Linked DNA regions of Homo sapiens: region 1 is linked to region 2. A link is a contact called in ENCODE Hi-C data. All regions are on one chromosome and are shown on one strand. Each heading gives the region's core, a stretch centred on a gene start or an enhancer-like site at or near the end of the contact. The rest is flanking DNA. Distances are from core to core; before and after follow the strand shown.

The links. Hi-C counts contacts between places; a loop is a spot of excess contacts on that map. Pooled maps may share reads with other maps.
Region 1: a loop to region 2 is called in a pooled map, with 18 times the contacts of the local background. The contact joins the promoter of ELP5 here to the promoter of DHX33-DT in region 2. A Hi-C loop is called at or near these places in 2 of 37 single-sample maps with no recorded cell type and 5 of 50 pooled maps.

What each region holds. Positions count from the first base shown.
Region 1 is chr17:7,246,369-7,253,500 of GRCh38, reverse strand. ELP5 (elongator acetyltransferase complex subunit 5) reads right to left here and starts at 1,286. Exons shown (of 8, transcript NM_203414.3): 1 at 905-1,286; 2 at 671-731; 3 at 503-583. The coding sequence starts at 950. It overlaps CTDNEP1 (CTD nuclear envelope phosphatase 1), which reads left to right and starts at 1,767. Exons shown (of 8, transcript NM_001143775.2): 1 at 1,767-2,306; 2 at 6,158-6,224; 3 at 6,319-6,437; 4 at 6,639-6,710; 5 at 7,131-7,132. The coding sequence starts at 2,205. RefSeq lists silencers at 630-869, 1,640-1,849, 1,920-2,039 and enhancers at 900-1,119, 988-1,576, 1,577-2,164.
Region 2 is chr17:5,464,464-5,472,012 of GRCh38, reverse strand. It overlaps DHX33-DT (DHX33 divergent transcript), which reads right to left and starts at 2,921. Exons shown (of 3, transcript NR_135644.1): 1 at 2,874-2,921; 2 at 2,019-2,099; 3 at 1,653-1,921. DHX33 (DEAH-box helicase 33) reads left to right here and starts at 3,031. Exons shown (of 12, transcript NM_020162.4): 1 at 3,031-3,442. The coding sequence starts at 3,154. DERL2 (derlin 2) reads left to right here. Exons shown (of 7, transcript NM_016041.5): 7 at 1-759. RefSeq lists enhancers at 2,938-3,007, 3,388-3,607, 3,397-3,979.

The DNA of each region.
Region 1 (7,132 bases), core at 37-2,536, 1.8 Mb before region 2:
CCCATATTAGTCAATAAATCCTGGAAATTCTACCCACTAAAGTCCTTTACATGTGTTCTAAACTTTCCATCTCTACTGCCACTGCCTTAAACCAGGCCTCTATCACTTCCTACCATTATTCCCTAAAATTCATTAGGTCAGGAACAGGTCTCACTCACTGCCGTCTCCAGTATCTTGCACAGCACCTGGTTGATAGTTGGTGCTCGGTACATATGTACCTTAAAGAGTGAAGCCGGATTAACGGATTACTGCAATACCCTTCCCACATGTTCTCCCTATTTCCAGGCTATTTCTCTCTCGACTTCTATGATCTTTGCTTTGGACTCCCCAAATACTCATCACTCCTCTTATTAATTCTTGCCTCCTGAAAGATCCATATCCAATTCTTCAATGAATATTTAAGGAACTGCTACTACATACCAGGTTCTGCGCTTGTTGTAAAGAAATTTCCTTAGCATTATAGGTCTCAAATTTAATCAAATCTCTTCCAACTGGTACTTACCGATTGTTGATATCAGAGTCAAAACCTTCACGAAACTCTTCCTCGCTCACTTCACAGCCCAGGATATGCACTTGCTCCCCACTAAGGCAGAGATGAGAAGGGATTGTCAAAGAGTGGGCACAGGTGCCCTATCCAGGGTAGGCCGGGGAGACACTGTGGGATACTCACCACAGTGCAGATTTCTTGACAAGCGCCTTCAAGAGACTGCGCCCCTCCCACTCCACGGAATCTGCAGAGCGAGGGACGGATAAAGGGTATGAGAGCGCTGGGATTACCGCCTTCGCGAACCCGTCGCGATTTCCACACCTAGCCTGTGACCCCTGGCCCTTCCTGCCCACTTCCGTCCCCTCAGCCAGGCCCGAACCGCACCCCCCGCCCCGCCACCGTGCCTCTGGCTCTCACCCCGAAGCAGCACCAGGCCGCCCAAGGCCAACAGCGAGTCCAACATCTCCAACTCGCGTCCGGTCCCTGCTCTGGCGCCCTCTGATGGCGTCATGACCCAGTGTCCTTCCTCCTCGGGGTGAAACGGGCCGAGCACTCGGGCGTCCTCCCACCATTAAGACCTAACATAGTCTGGAATGAGAGGTGATTATGTTCAATATTCCCAGGGGGGCGCTCACGCGGAGGGCGCCCCTCCCCGAGCCCTGGCGCACAGTCGTACGGACAACGACCCCGTCTACATTTTCACTGTGACCGGGGCGGGAAGAGCAGTTGGGGCAGTTGTCAGTGGGAGGGGGAGGAGGACCCACAAGCCCCCCGCGAGGGCCCTAAGCGCGGGCCAAGTGACGTCACTCTCCCCGCCCACGCAGTTTGAGGCGGGGCCTGCTTCGCCTCAGGCCCCGCCCCGCGGCCACCTTCTGCGCGTGCGCAATACTGCAGCCTCGCTTGGAGTGCTTTTGGCTTTCCTTATACCTACCCGCCATAGACCGCGCAGGAGGAACTTAGTCCCGGTGAAGCGAATACACGTCACCACCGGAAGTAGTGTCAAAGGGGAAGAGGAGGGGGAAAGACAGGAAGAGGGAGTCCTTTGGACGGTAAAATGGCGCCTGTCAGAGTGGGAAACCCAGCTGCAGAGGCTGCAGCCCCGGTCCCCAGCGGCTAAAGGACCCCCGAGCTCGGGGAGGGGGAGGCCGCTCCGGCCCAGCGCTCTGCGCCCTCCGGCTCCCCCTCCCCCTCCTTCCCTGCTCCTTCGCTCTGCAGGCCCGTTCTCCGCTGCCGCGGCCCTTTGCGCGCCGCTGCCCCCGCCCTCCCCGTTCCTGCGAGCAGCCCCCTAGCGCGCCTGCGCAGCGGGCCACTCTCTGCTTTCCCCCCCTCCCCTTCCCTTTTCCCTTCCTCCCTTTTCCCTAGCCCCCTCCCCCACTGCCCCCTCCCCCAATTATCCTTCCCCTTCCCTCCAGGTCTCGGAGGACCCCATCCTAGCCCTACCTGTCTCGGCCCGCAACCTCCCCGAAGCCGTCGGTGCCACTCCCAGCCCATGTGGGCCCCCGCGGGCTGCCCACGCCTGTCCCCCAGCTCCCCGTTCCGCTGGGCTTTACCCTCGCCAGGGGTGGCTTTCTGAGCCGCCCGCTCCGTGCCCCTCTCTGCAGCCTCTCCTGCCACTCGGGGCCCCCGTTCCCCCTCCCGGCGGCGGGGGGCTGCCCCCGGGGGGCTGGCGGAGCTGGGCCGCGGGGGCCCCGGGGCCGGCGGTGCCGGGGTCATCGGGATGATGCGGACGCAGTGTCTGCTGGGGCTGCGCACGTTCGTGGCCTTCGCCGCCAAGCTCTGGAGCTTCTTCATTTACCTTCTGCGGAGGCAGATCCGCACGGTGAGCCAGGGTGGGCGCTGGCGGTGTTGGGGACGTCTGGCGGTGTTGGGGACATCTGTCCGTGGTGCTCAGGGGTTTTCGGAGTGTCGGGCCTCTGTTTGGGCCTAGGAAGGGAATCCTGGCTGGGGCTTTTCTCGCCAGAGAATTGGGCACCCTAAGCGGGGCGAGGTGGGAGACCCTTGTAATAGAACCTTGCCCTTGGGGGTTTTGATGGGGCTAGATGGGACAGGATTTGGCAACTCTTGGGGGCTAAGGTGGTGGGTGGGGCGCTCTTTAAGAAAGCTGGAGTTGTTGCTAAAGAAACCAAGAGGCGGGGAACACCTGTTTGATGACAGCCGGATCTGTGGATGTGGGCTTGGGAAAGACCCTATTTGGAACCTCGGTGTGTGTTTGGTCCTATAACAAGGAAGAGACAGACTTGTGTGTCAAGGGTGGAGGTGGGTGGGAGGGCATACGTTACAAACAAGGACGGGAACTTGGGAAAGCCCTGGGTGTGAAGGAGAAACGCCTGCGGTTCCCATTAAGAGAATTCCTCCAAAAAGGCTGTGAAAATTTATTTCATAGTGTGAGTGTAGGTATCTGGATTTATTGAAGACTAAAGCAGATGCTTTTACGATGGGCCTCTTTAATTGTGGGAGGGAGTTCAAGGTGGGTGCTGTGCCCACCATTGAAGTTTGGGTGTCCCTGTCAGAGGACAGCGCTGGGCAGTTGTAGGGCTTGAAAATGAGGACGTTTGCTTCTCCAGGAGAGCCTAGCATTCTGAGGGAAACTGTCCGGATGGACCCAAGCATCTCTGGGTCCCCTCTCCCTTAGCTTTTCTCCAAGGTCAGAGGTCCTTCAGCTAACAGCACTTTAAATGAATGTGCTCTTGTGGTCTCACCACCACCAGGGAGAATCCTCGGAAGGAGTCTGGGGAGAATTTAGTAAGCGGAGACACAGGTTCTGGGTCTGTACTGTGGTCTGTACCCCTTAGCATACCTCAATACAATTTGAAAGAATAAACCCAGGTTGGGGTGACCTGGGGTCCAGAGAATTTCCAGAAAGCCCTCAGTGGTAGTGGTGGTTGATTTAACTGATTTGGGAGAATGGGTCTGGCCTTGGGTTCATTCTGTCCTTTACCAGTCTGCTTCCACTTCCTGATTTAGGGCGCGAACAGTACAGGATGGTTGTGGCTGTAGGCAGCAGCGCTATTCCCCCGAGACAAGAGCTAGGAGCCAAGAAAAATTTAGGGTCAGAGATGCTGGGATATGTGTGGGGCTATCTCCTGGGGTTTTCTTTTCTTTTCTGAGACAGTCTCGCTTTGTCGCCCAGGCTGGAGTGCAGTGGTGCCATCTCCGCTCACTGCAACCTCCACTTCCTGGGTTCAAGCGATTCTCCTGCTTCAGCCTCTCGAATAGCTGGGATTACAGGCACCTGCCACCACACCTGGCTAATTTTTGTAATTTTAGTAGAAACGGGTTTTCACCATGTTGGCCAGGATGGTCTCAAACTCCTGACCTCAAGTGATCTGCCCGCCTTGGCCTCACAAAAGTACTGGGATTGAGCCACTGCACCCGGCCTCCAGCGGTTTTCTTTATGGGTTGACTGCCATCTTCTCTGACGTTCTCGCTCCAACACATCAGTTTTCTGGGCATACGGAGTGGTGCTTCAGCTCATCCACAGGTTACTTCCAAAATTGCTCTCCTTTGGGCAGCACTGACCCCATAGCCTTTTGTCCTCCCTTCCCTTCCAATCTGGTTTCTTTCCCCACCCCGCTTCTGGCAGATGCTTGGAGCATTCCCTACATGCCCAGCATATGCAACCCGAGATAGCAAGGCTGGACACTGGAGCTCTTTCGGACCTCATCATGGCCCAGGGAGAAAAGAAGGGCAGATCTTGATTAGGGGGAGAGAGCCCTGTGGGTTTAGAAGGGAGAACCTGGTTCTGGTGTGGCTTGGGGCCTAGGTATGCACTGAAGAGGGTTTGTACCTTTGAAGAAAAGTGTGGAAGAGGGAATTGCCAGGCTTTGTATGGGGAGATGTGCGTATTAGGAAATAGCCCCTAGAGAATGCTTGGAGAAGCAGAGCTGGATGAGGTGGTGACGTCCTTGTCCCTTATTCACCTCTCACTTAACGGCCCTGACTTCACTCTGGCCTCCTCCAGACCCTGCCAGTCAGCCTGGCAGGGGCTTTCCAGTGTTCTTTGCCTCACCCTGGGTACCAGGATAAGGAGACTGTTCAGAGGGCTGAGGTTCTCTGAACTTGTGACTTGGCTAGAAGGGACAGAAGTGGACAGGTGGCTGGTTAAAATAGGCCTGGTGGCTTCTAGCCAGAGGAACTTAGCTGACCTGACAACCTCTGGATTCCCTCATTCTATATTCCCATTAAGGACCCAGGGATCTCCTCCCGACTCCTACTCCATGTGCACTAGGGAATCTGAGGCACTTAGTTCCCAATGATGGTAGTTGCTACAAATAATTCTTGGGGTGAAGGTTGCGTTGTGGGGGTCGTTTCTTTGTTCAGTGTAGCAGGATAATATCACAGTTAAGAGGGCAGCTTCGGCCGGGGGTGGTGGCTCTTGCCTGTAATCCCAGCACTTTGGGAAGCTGAGGCAGGTGGATCATGAGGTCAGGAGCTCAAGACCAGCCTGGCCAATATGGTGAAACCCCGTCTCTACTAAAAATACAAAAATTAGCTGGGCGTGGTTCGCGCGCCTATAGTCCCAGCTGCTTAGGAGGCTGAGGCAGGAGAATTGCTTGAACCTGGGAGGTGGAGGTTGCAGTGAGCTGAGATCGCGCCACTGCACTCCAGCCTGGGCAATGGAGTGAGACTCCCTTCTCAAAAAAAAAAAAAAGAAAAAAAAAGAGGGCACGTTCTTGGGTTGAACTGCATTGGTACAATCCTGGCTCTATCACTTCATTGATTCTACTTTTTTTTTTTTTTTTTTTTTTTTTTTTGCGACGGAGTCTTGCTCTGTCACCAGGCTGGAGTACAGTGGTGCGATCTCGGCTCACTGCAACCTCTGCCTCCTGGGTTCAAGCCACTCTGCTGCCTCAGCCTCCCGAGTAGCTGGGGCTATGGGCACGCACCACCACGCCCAGCTAATTTTTATATTTTTAGTAGAGACGGGGTTTCACCATGTTGGCCAGGATGGTCTCCGTCTCTTGACCTTGTGATCCGCCTGCCTTGGCCTCCCAAAGTGCTGGGATTACAGGCATGAGCCACTGCGCCTGGCTGATTCTACTAATATCAACTGACCACTTTTGCTACTGTGTTCTAGGCACTGGGAATACAGCCATGATCTAGACAAAATCATATTCTCATGGAGTTTTCATTTTAATTAGGGAGAGAAACAACTTAAGATAATTCCTAGCTGTGTGGCCTCAGTTTCTTTAACCTTAAAACAGGTATAACAGTAATATTATGGTTGTTTTGAGGATTAAATGAAAAAGGCCAGCGTAGTGGCTCATTCCTGTAATCCCAGCACTTTGGGAGGCAAAGGCAGGAGGATCACAAGGTCAGGAGTTTGAGACCAGCCAGGCCAATATAGTTAAACCCCGCCTCTACTAGAAATACAAAAATGAGCCGAGCGTGGTGGTGCACGCCTGTAGTCCCAGCTATTAGGGAGGCTGAGGCAGGAGAATTGCTTGAACCTGGGAGGCGGAGGTTGCAGTGAGCCGAGATCATGCCGCTGCACTCCAGCCTGGGCAACAGAGCGAGACTCCATCTCAAAAAAAAAAAAAAAAGAAGAAGAAATAAGCCTAAATTACATACATAGTACCTGTGGTAAATGTTCATTATGTGCTCCCTGTTACTGTTACTGGGGAAGGCTTCCTTATCAAGGGTTTCAATCCTCTTTTGTGCTATTTGTAGGTAATTCAGTACCAAACTGTTCGATATGATATCCTCCCCTTATCTCCTGTGTCCCGGAATCGGCTAGGTAAGTATGTGGTGGGAAGCCTCCTTTAGGGTGAAGTAGGGGCTAGCTCTGGGTCAGAGGTCGGTCAATATTATTCCTCCCCACTCTGGTTCAGCCCAGGTGAAGAGGAAGATCCTGGTGCTGGATCTGGATGAGACACTTATTCACTCCCACCATGATGGGGTCCTGAGGCCCACAGTCCGGCCTGGTACGCCTCCTGACTTCATCCTCAAGGTGTGTGGTGGTGGGGAGTGATGAAATGGTTCCATCTGTTCCTCTGCCCAAACCTGGACTCCCTTTCCCAGTCCCAGAGCATCTGTCTCCATCCGCTGGCACCAGTGTCAGCCTGGAGGAGGGAAGCAGATGGGTGGGGCGTTTTCTAGGCCTGGGTTGTGGTGGTCATGACATCCCCCAGCCCATCTTGTTCCTCTGTAGGTGGTAATAGACAAACATCCTGTCCGGTTTTTTGTACATAAGAGGCCCCATGTGGATTTCTTCCTGGAAGTGGTGAGTTTTGGAGAGCTAAAGGGAGCTCTGTAATGAAGGAATGGTTTTAGGGCTCTGGGAATTGGGAGGATTTGGAGGAAGGGGTGAGGAGAAACGGGTTAGAGCAGTTTTCTAGAGGGGAGGCTGTGTAATGGTAGGGGAGTGGCTTTCAGTACTTGGGGTTCATTTGTTGTGCTGATGTAATTCTTTTCCGCTGGCATCTTTCTCTTTTGTTCTTGCATTTCTGAATCATAAGAGTGTAGGATGCCTAACACTGAGTTTGGAGGTTTGGGCTGGGGGTTCAGAATTTCGTGTCCTCAGAGACATTTGATGTTGATGGAAGGCCTGAAGGACTATGCCATTGCCTTTCTGAAAGATAACTGTATGTCTAAAGGAATCATCACCTTGTATGGCATCGCCCTCTCCCCCAATCTATTTCAGGT
Region 2 (7,549 bases), core at 1,672-4,171:
TTGTATGTCCTCATATCTTTCATACCTCTTGTGTAGTCTCTAGAAGCAGAACACCTAAGTCCTGGGTCTGGATAATGAAACCCTCAGTCTCTGGGGCCTCTGAAAATAAGGAAGCATTGGAGCTATTGCCATGTTGAGTAATGGGCTTCCTAGAACTATTGTCATCTATCCTGCCAGTGTTTTATGTTGTAGCTGTTTTTCTTTGACAGGTGAGTTCCAGCTATGTTGTTAGTCATGATCCTGCCATTATTTTCTGTGTTCTGTAGGATGTCTCCAGGCTACTTAAACATATTTTATGAGTTTGCAATAAAATTGTTGAATCTTGTATGATCAAGTCACTCCTCTGCTCAGAAATCCACAGTGACTTCTTAGTAAGCCCCTACATTATATGCATACTTGTTTTTTTCTTAACTTTACTCCCACTTCTACCTAACAGGGACCTCAACTTAAGTCTCTTCAGTTCTTCAAGGCCTGGCCTTGTTCCTGATTCCTCAAAAAATCTTGACTCTAAGGCCTATTTTATTGTCTGTCTCTGAATCCCTATAAAGCTTCAAGTCTGTATGACATTCTTAACGCCAAATTATATATTGTCTTGTACTGTTCCTAGCTGGTACATGTATATTAGTCTTGTCTCCCTCATGAGAATGTAAGCTCCTTAAGGGCAGGGACCATGTCTTAATTTTTGTATCCACCACAGTGCCTAGCACAGTGCTTGGCACATGGGTGCTGAATAAATACCTTTGTTTATTGATCAGCAAAGTATTATCTGGTATTTTTAATTATAGAGGGATTAAAGTGTATGCATGCAAGCTTGAGCCTAGTTGCTGAAGCTTGTGGTTGTCTCTGAAAGTGGGATAGAGGGAAACTGAACATGATCAAGGGCAGTAATTTGGTGGTCGGAAAAGCAAAGGTGACCACCAGCTGTTATGGTCGTGATCAGACCAGTTAAGTCCACAGACCATCCCAGACAAGTTAAAAATGAAATGTGTCTGACACTTCGTCGTTTGAAGGAAGAACCAGGATATTCTCTGAATAGTTATTAGCTTGTCAGTATCTACATATGAAAGCTGGTGAACCCCAAGAGACTTCTTCAGGAGAAACAGCAGATTTCAGTCTACCAATGGGAGAAATGTGAGCAGCATGGCTTGATGCATATATAGGACTTAATTTTTCCACTCTTTGGTCCTCTTAGCTTTGAGGCTATAGAATAGCTGGATCATTAGGCCAGAGATTATGGATGAGTTACCTACAGATTTGTTACCTACCTATGTGCTTTGTTTTGACAGTACTTTTTTTTTTTTTAAGTTTAAACCTGTATTTAACATTGACAGATAAAAATCTTCACTTTTGGCTTTTCTTGAGAAAATTGGAAGATCTGGCAATAATAGGTCTACATGACAGCCATTGCCTAGAAATGATTAGGGGCTGCATGTAGAGGTGGAATGTGCTCCATCAAGAAATAAGTCCACCCATTTACATTACCTAAATTATTGTAATCATTTGGAACATCGGACTCCTACCTTAAGTTACTCTGGAAAGCACACTGGGAAAAAGGACTGGGATGTCTTTACTCAAAGTCCATAATTTGAGAGTTAACATTTATTATCCCTTGTAGTTTTGGGTTGCCTTTCTAAATATTTCAGGGTAGGAAGTGAAAATTTGTCAGTTTATTCTTAAACACAAATCTGCTGCTGGTTCAACGTGCACATTTTCAGTAATGCCTGGTCACCAAACTGTCAGCAACTAGAGGAAAATTATCTCCGACCTGGAGCAAAGGGGAGGTTTTTTGTTTTTAGACTAGCTCTCTCACGAATCACGGGAAGGGAGATATTTAACAGGGCGAGTTTCATGGAAACGAGCTTCAGAAGATACCCTTCACATGAGCTGAAGCTTACGGTGTATTCTCTGGAAATCACATTTCCTGTAAGAGCAAACAGCTACTTGGCATTCTCCGTGGTAAATTAGCAAATCATCTAAGAACTTTTAGGAGGGTAAGGAAGAACTAGTTATAATCCTACTTTTTTCTGCTGCAGTTCTGAATCTTCACTGAAGTGTCTGTGATGGGGTTGCACAGCCATGTAGAGAACTTGAGAGTCTGGCTGGAATGGTTGGGGGAAAGGAAAGATAAAAGACAATTTTAATTTCATTGAACTCCCTCCTTTCTCTGCTTGTATTACTGGAGGCGACCACATCCGTTGGAGGAGTCATTTTCTGAGTTAAATTCATGTATATCAGAATTGGTTTTCCTTTCTGTAACACAAGATGATCACAAAATTATGATTTGGGGACATCTGAATGACTAAGATGACTCAATTTCTTAATCTGTAAATTAGAGATAATCTAATAACCAGTATATACCACATAACTTATAAGTTGTTTAGAGGATTAGACAATGCACGTTTGCGCTTCTCATTGATTTTACAGAATTAAGTACTTTCCTTGAAGAGTGACTGTTATTTGGACAGAGAAGGGGAAAACGCGGGTTTACTGAAAAGAAGTAATGCTACTAGAACAAAACAATGGGCGGGGCGCGGTGGCTCACGCCTATAATCCCAGCACTTTGGGAGGCCGAGGCAGGCGGATCACCTGAGGTCGGGAGTTCAAGACCAGCCTGACCAACATGGAGAAACCCTGTCTCTACTAAAAATACAAAATTAGACGGGCCCCGGTGGCGCACGCCTGTAACCCCAGCTACTTGGGAGGCTGAGGCAGGAGAATCGCTTGAACCCAGGAGGCGGAGGTTGCAGTGTGAGCCGAGATCGCGCCATTGCACTCCAGCCTGGGCAACAAGAGCGAAACTCCATCTCAAAAAAAAAAAATAAAACAATGAGAAAAACCTCGTTAACCAAGACTACAGTCCCACGGAACCTTACATCCTGTGTTTCCCGGTTGTAGCTCCGGGCCTTTTCCTGGTTGTACCTCAGGCCCTGCTTTTCCCACCCCCAGGAAGTGAAAGCCTTCCCAAGCCCCCAAGGCATGCTGGGAGATGCAGTCCCTTTTTCTAAAGACTGGGGCGGCCGTGAGGTCATCGGTGGTCGCCGGGAGCCGCCAGCACGTGGCGGCGAGGAAGGGGCGGTGTGCTCCTGTTGTCTGCACCTGAGAGGGGGCAGGAGCTCTCGGCGCTTGCGCCTCCCGCCGCGGTGCCCTCCCGACATGCCGGAGGAGGCGGGCTTCCCGCCGGCCAAGAGATTCCGGCCAGGCTCTGGACCTCCGAGCCGCGCTGGGTCCTTCCCTCCCGGGAGGCAAGTGGTGATGCTGCTGACTGCGGGCAGCGGCGGCAGAGGAGGAGGAGGAGGCCGGAGGCAGCAGCCGCCCCTGGCCCAGCCCTCGGCCAGTCCCTACCCTGAAGCTGTGGAGCTGCAGCGCCGGAGTCTGCCCATCTTCCAAGCGCGGGGGCAACTGTTGGCCCAGCTCCGAAACCTGGACAACGCGGTCCTCATCGGTGAGTGGCCGCGCCGGCGGGCTCTTCCTTGCACTTCGTCCGTGGCTTAGCTAGAGCAGTTTTTCTTACATGCCTCTCAATCCCTTTCGTTCGTGGCTTCAACAAACCTGAATACCTTTTCTGGGCCAGACCTGGAGAGGGGCCTCGAAGAAGAGTCCGGCAGCCCTGCCCTGGAGGCGCTGGACAGCCCGGTGAGAGTGACCAACGTGTGTAGGCAAAGACTCACCTTCCGCGTAAAAGGGTAGAGAAACGTACCGGGGGCTTGCGGATCTTAGAAGAGTGGATCTGACCCGGTTTGTGAGGAGGCGGCTGGGGAGGTCGTGTGGGAGGGAGGGCATTCTAGGCAGGGGGGAAAGCCCGTTTGAGAGATGGGAACCTGAACACATTCCGGTCGAAAGGGAAGGTGTAGTTTCTGGTGCATGAAAAGAGGCAGAGTTGTGGGGCAGGGACTGATTTCATGGGGCTTATGATCCCCAACGTGTTAGAGGAGATACTGAAGGACGGAAAGGATGAGCAGCCAAAGAGAGGAAGGAGACCCATGAGTGCTGCTAGTCAAAGGAATAGAGAGTGAGCAGATGCAGCAGTCAAGTCCGGTTATACTGGACTTGGATGTGATGCCCACTGGATTTGGATGTGAGCTATTTGTAAGAGTTAAAGAAAAAGGAAAGAAACACGAAACGCGGCTGGCAGTTAAAGACAGCTTTTCTTTAGTTAAAACCTGAGAGGCGCTCCTGGCCGATTTCGGTCAGGAGCCCTTTCTCTTACAGACTAAGAGTATATATTGGTGTTAGGGTGAGGGGGCTTATCACAAGCTTGGAATGTTTATATGTGTGGAGAAGTTTTTGGCAGGGTTGGACTCTTTGGGAGCAGGGGATGTTATCTTGGGGCAGACATTTTTCCGGCCCGAGGGGGTTTATCTCCCGGCTGGCATATTCCCGGCTGGCATATTCCCGGCCAGAGTGGGGTTATCCCTTAACATGTCTCTGGTCGGGGAGGAGTTTGGAATGTTTCTGGCTGGAGATGTTATTTGTGGTTTATGGTCGTGCTGACCTTAGCCATTAGGCTGATACCTTTTGGATTTAGGCGGTTTTTTATTAAGGTGAACTTTTGAATGAGGGGCTTGTCCAAGATGGTGATGTTCCTGCTTTGTCAATCCAGACCCTATAGTTATAAAAAGGAGGAGGGACGGCATGTTCTTTCTGGCTACTTCCTGCAACGAGGGGATGGAGAGTTTCCTGGTCTCGGGTTGACTAGGAGCAATGCCGTCTGTAGATGTTTTTGGGTAGTTGTTTGTGAAATTGCCATGATCCTGTCAGTTAAAAATCTTTGAAAAAGATTAATTAGGCAGGGTAAGAACATTAGTTCCAGGCATATTATTAGGAGAGGGCCCAGGAATGGGATGACCCATGCTATGATTTTGTTTTCAAACCAAGAGTCCATTTGGTGGTTTTGGTACTCCCTTAGCTTTTTAGCCTTTTCTTTACGTTTTTTAGCAGCGCTTTTTACTAGGCCCGATTGGTTGATATAGAAAGAGGCGTGAGCCACCGCACCTGGCCCCCTCAAAACAATTATTTAACCTTTTAACGTAGGTAAAAATGTGCATTCTTATCCCTCCTGATAATCTTTTTACCGAAAGTGTACTTTACTTTCCTTACACACCTTGCACATAAAGTGTCTCTTCAATAGTTTTAAATACATGTTACACTGTTAACTTTTAGCAACCTTTACCTTTGTTGAAAACCTTGGTAAGTTCGGGATTTTAATTATGTGCTAGGTGTACAGCCTAGGACTTAGACAGAAGTGCAGTTAAGGTCTGGCTTATTTCAGCATTTAGCTCCATGTGTCCTAGGTTTTACCTAGCTGCAAAGCAGGCAAGTTCTACAGCTAAGAGTTATGGTGACATTTTATAAAGCATTCAGGAGGCCTAATCACTTTTAAATTGTAAAACATTTCTTGCATACATTTCCTCTCATAAAATTTTTCATGACTTTCACAGACTATCTCTGACACTATTGATCGTGGATCCATCCCATCGAGAGCTATTTCAACAAAGCTGTGTGGGTAACAGCTGATTTGTCATTGAGCTGAGGGCTGAAAGCAGGGGGAAGAGGCTTCTGTTTTGAGGAAAAAGGAGGGAAGCTGAGAGAAACTTTATGGATGCTGCTCGATTTAGGATGGGGTTATGTGTGGATGAATCCACCCATCCTCATAAGTTGAAAATATCCTAAGTTGGAAATGCATTTAATATGCCCAGCCTACTTTCAGTGTGCTCGGAACATGTACATTAGCCTATGGTTGGGTGATATTATCTAACATGAAACCTATTTTATAATAAAGTCTTGAATATTTCATGCAATTTATTGAATACCATACTGAAAGTGACAGTTGTGTGGGTACTCAAAAGTACAGTTTCTACTGTACGATTTTGACTTTTGCTCCATCCTGAAGTCAAACAGTTCTAAGACAGGGACCATCTGTATTCAGAGGTTGAGGGGAAGAACTCAGTAGGGAGGGAGGCAGAAGATAGAATCGAGCTAACAGAGCAAAGATCAGGAGGCATGGGGGACGGGGGAACTTGGCCACAAGGGCTAGATGCAGGGCTGGTCTGGAAGAGGAGGAAGGCTAAGAGGCTGCAGGGCTAGAGAACGGATGTAAGGATGGTGCACTGCAGAAGGGCTTCTAGGGGCAGTTAGGGAGAGACCACATTTTAGAACCCCACTTCTGTGAGACAGGTTCAGGAGCCCTGCTCAGAATGGGAGTCACTGGGCTTCAAGTGGGCCCTTGGGGAGGATGGAGACGAGACAGGCTGCAAAAACAAGAAAAAAGATCGATGGCAGTAGTGGTGCCTAGGTGCATTTCGGCTACACTATAAACTCAGGTTTGCTTCTGCACAGCCAGATTATAGGTGGAACATCCCAAATTTGAAAATCCGAAGTCAAGAATGGGCTCCAAGGAGCATTTCCTTTGAGTGTCATATCAGATGCTCAAAAAGTTTTGGATTTGGGAGCATTTAGGACTTCAGATTTTCACATTTAAAATGCTCAGCCAGTAAGTATAATGCAAATATTACAAAACTTGAAAGAATCCAAAGTTCAAAACACTTCTGGTTCCAAGCATTTTGTATTTTACTTTAGCAACGCTCTGTTGCCCTGGTATAGGAGCATGAAAGATAGAGACATGGATCAAAGTTTGGGGTTTTGCCTAGTGGATTCAGCAGGAAGATTGCAGAATAATCAAATCCTTTGTCTGATTCTTATCTGGGTCAGGAAGGATGAGCAGTCAGAGGGGGCTGACAGACTGACAGGGAAAAAAACCCACAAATCATGGGACTGGAGGACTTTTTGAAGTCAGAGAGGCCTGGTGGTAGCTAGAGGGAGGGGAAGGAAGCGCAGGTTTACTGAGTTCTTTGCTCTAATCAGGCACTGTTAAAGGAATTCACACAGGGTAGGAAGTAACATTTACTGCGTGCTTATTGTATGCAAAATACTCAAGTACACGAGAGGGACATTCAGAGCACTGCCCTCTGGGAGCTTCCCTTCTGGTGTTGGAGGAGGACGGACACATTTAAACGCTTCTGTACAACACAGGATGGTCAGTGCTGGAAGAGAGATGAACAAGGCACTACGGAGCCCAGAGGAGGGCCACTGTGCAGCCAGGGGAGCGTGTTTGAGGCCTAACTCATCTTAGAGTTTGCGAGGCAGGCAGTGTGAGGGCAGGTGTTCTGCCCATAGTGTGGGCAGAGGCAGAGGGTTTGAAGGGAGGCAGCAGGCTGGGGAGTGGCCAGGAGTTGAAGGCAGCAGTGCATGAATGGATGTCTCTTCATGTCAGTCAGTATGCAGAAATCTATGTAACGGTTGTATTTTATTTTATATTTTAACTATGTAAATTACCTTTTGAACATTTATATTGTTTCCAATTTTTTTCTGTCAGGAGCAAAATTGAATAAAATCTCTTTGAAGCTGTATCTTTATACACATGTTTACTTATTTTGTTAGAATCAATTTCTGCAAGTAGAATTGTGGGTCAAGGGATATAAACATTTTAAAGATTTAAAAAACATAATTTGACCACCTGAGAAACAATACCAATTAACCAGCTAATTTCACC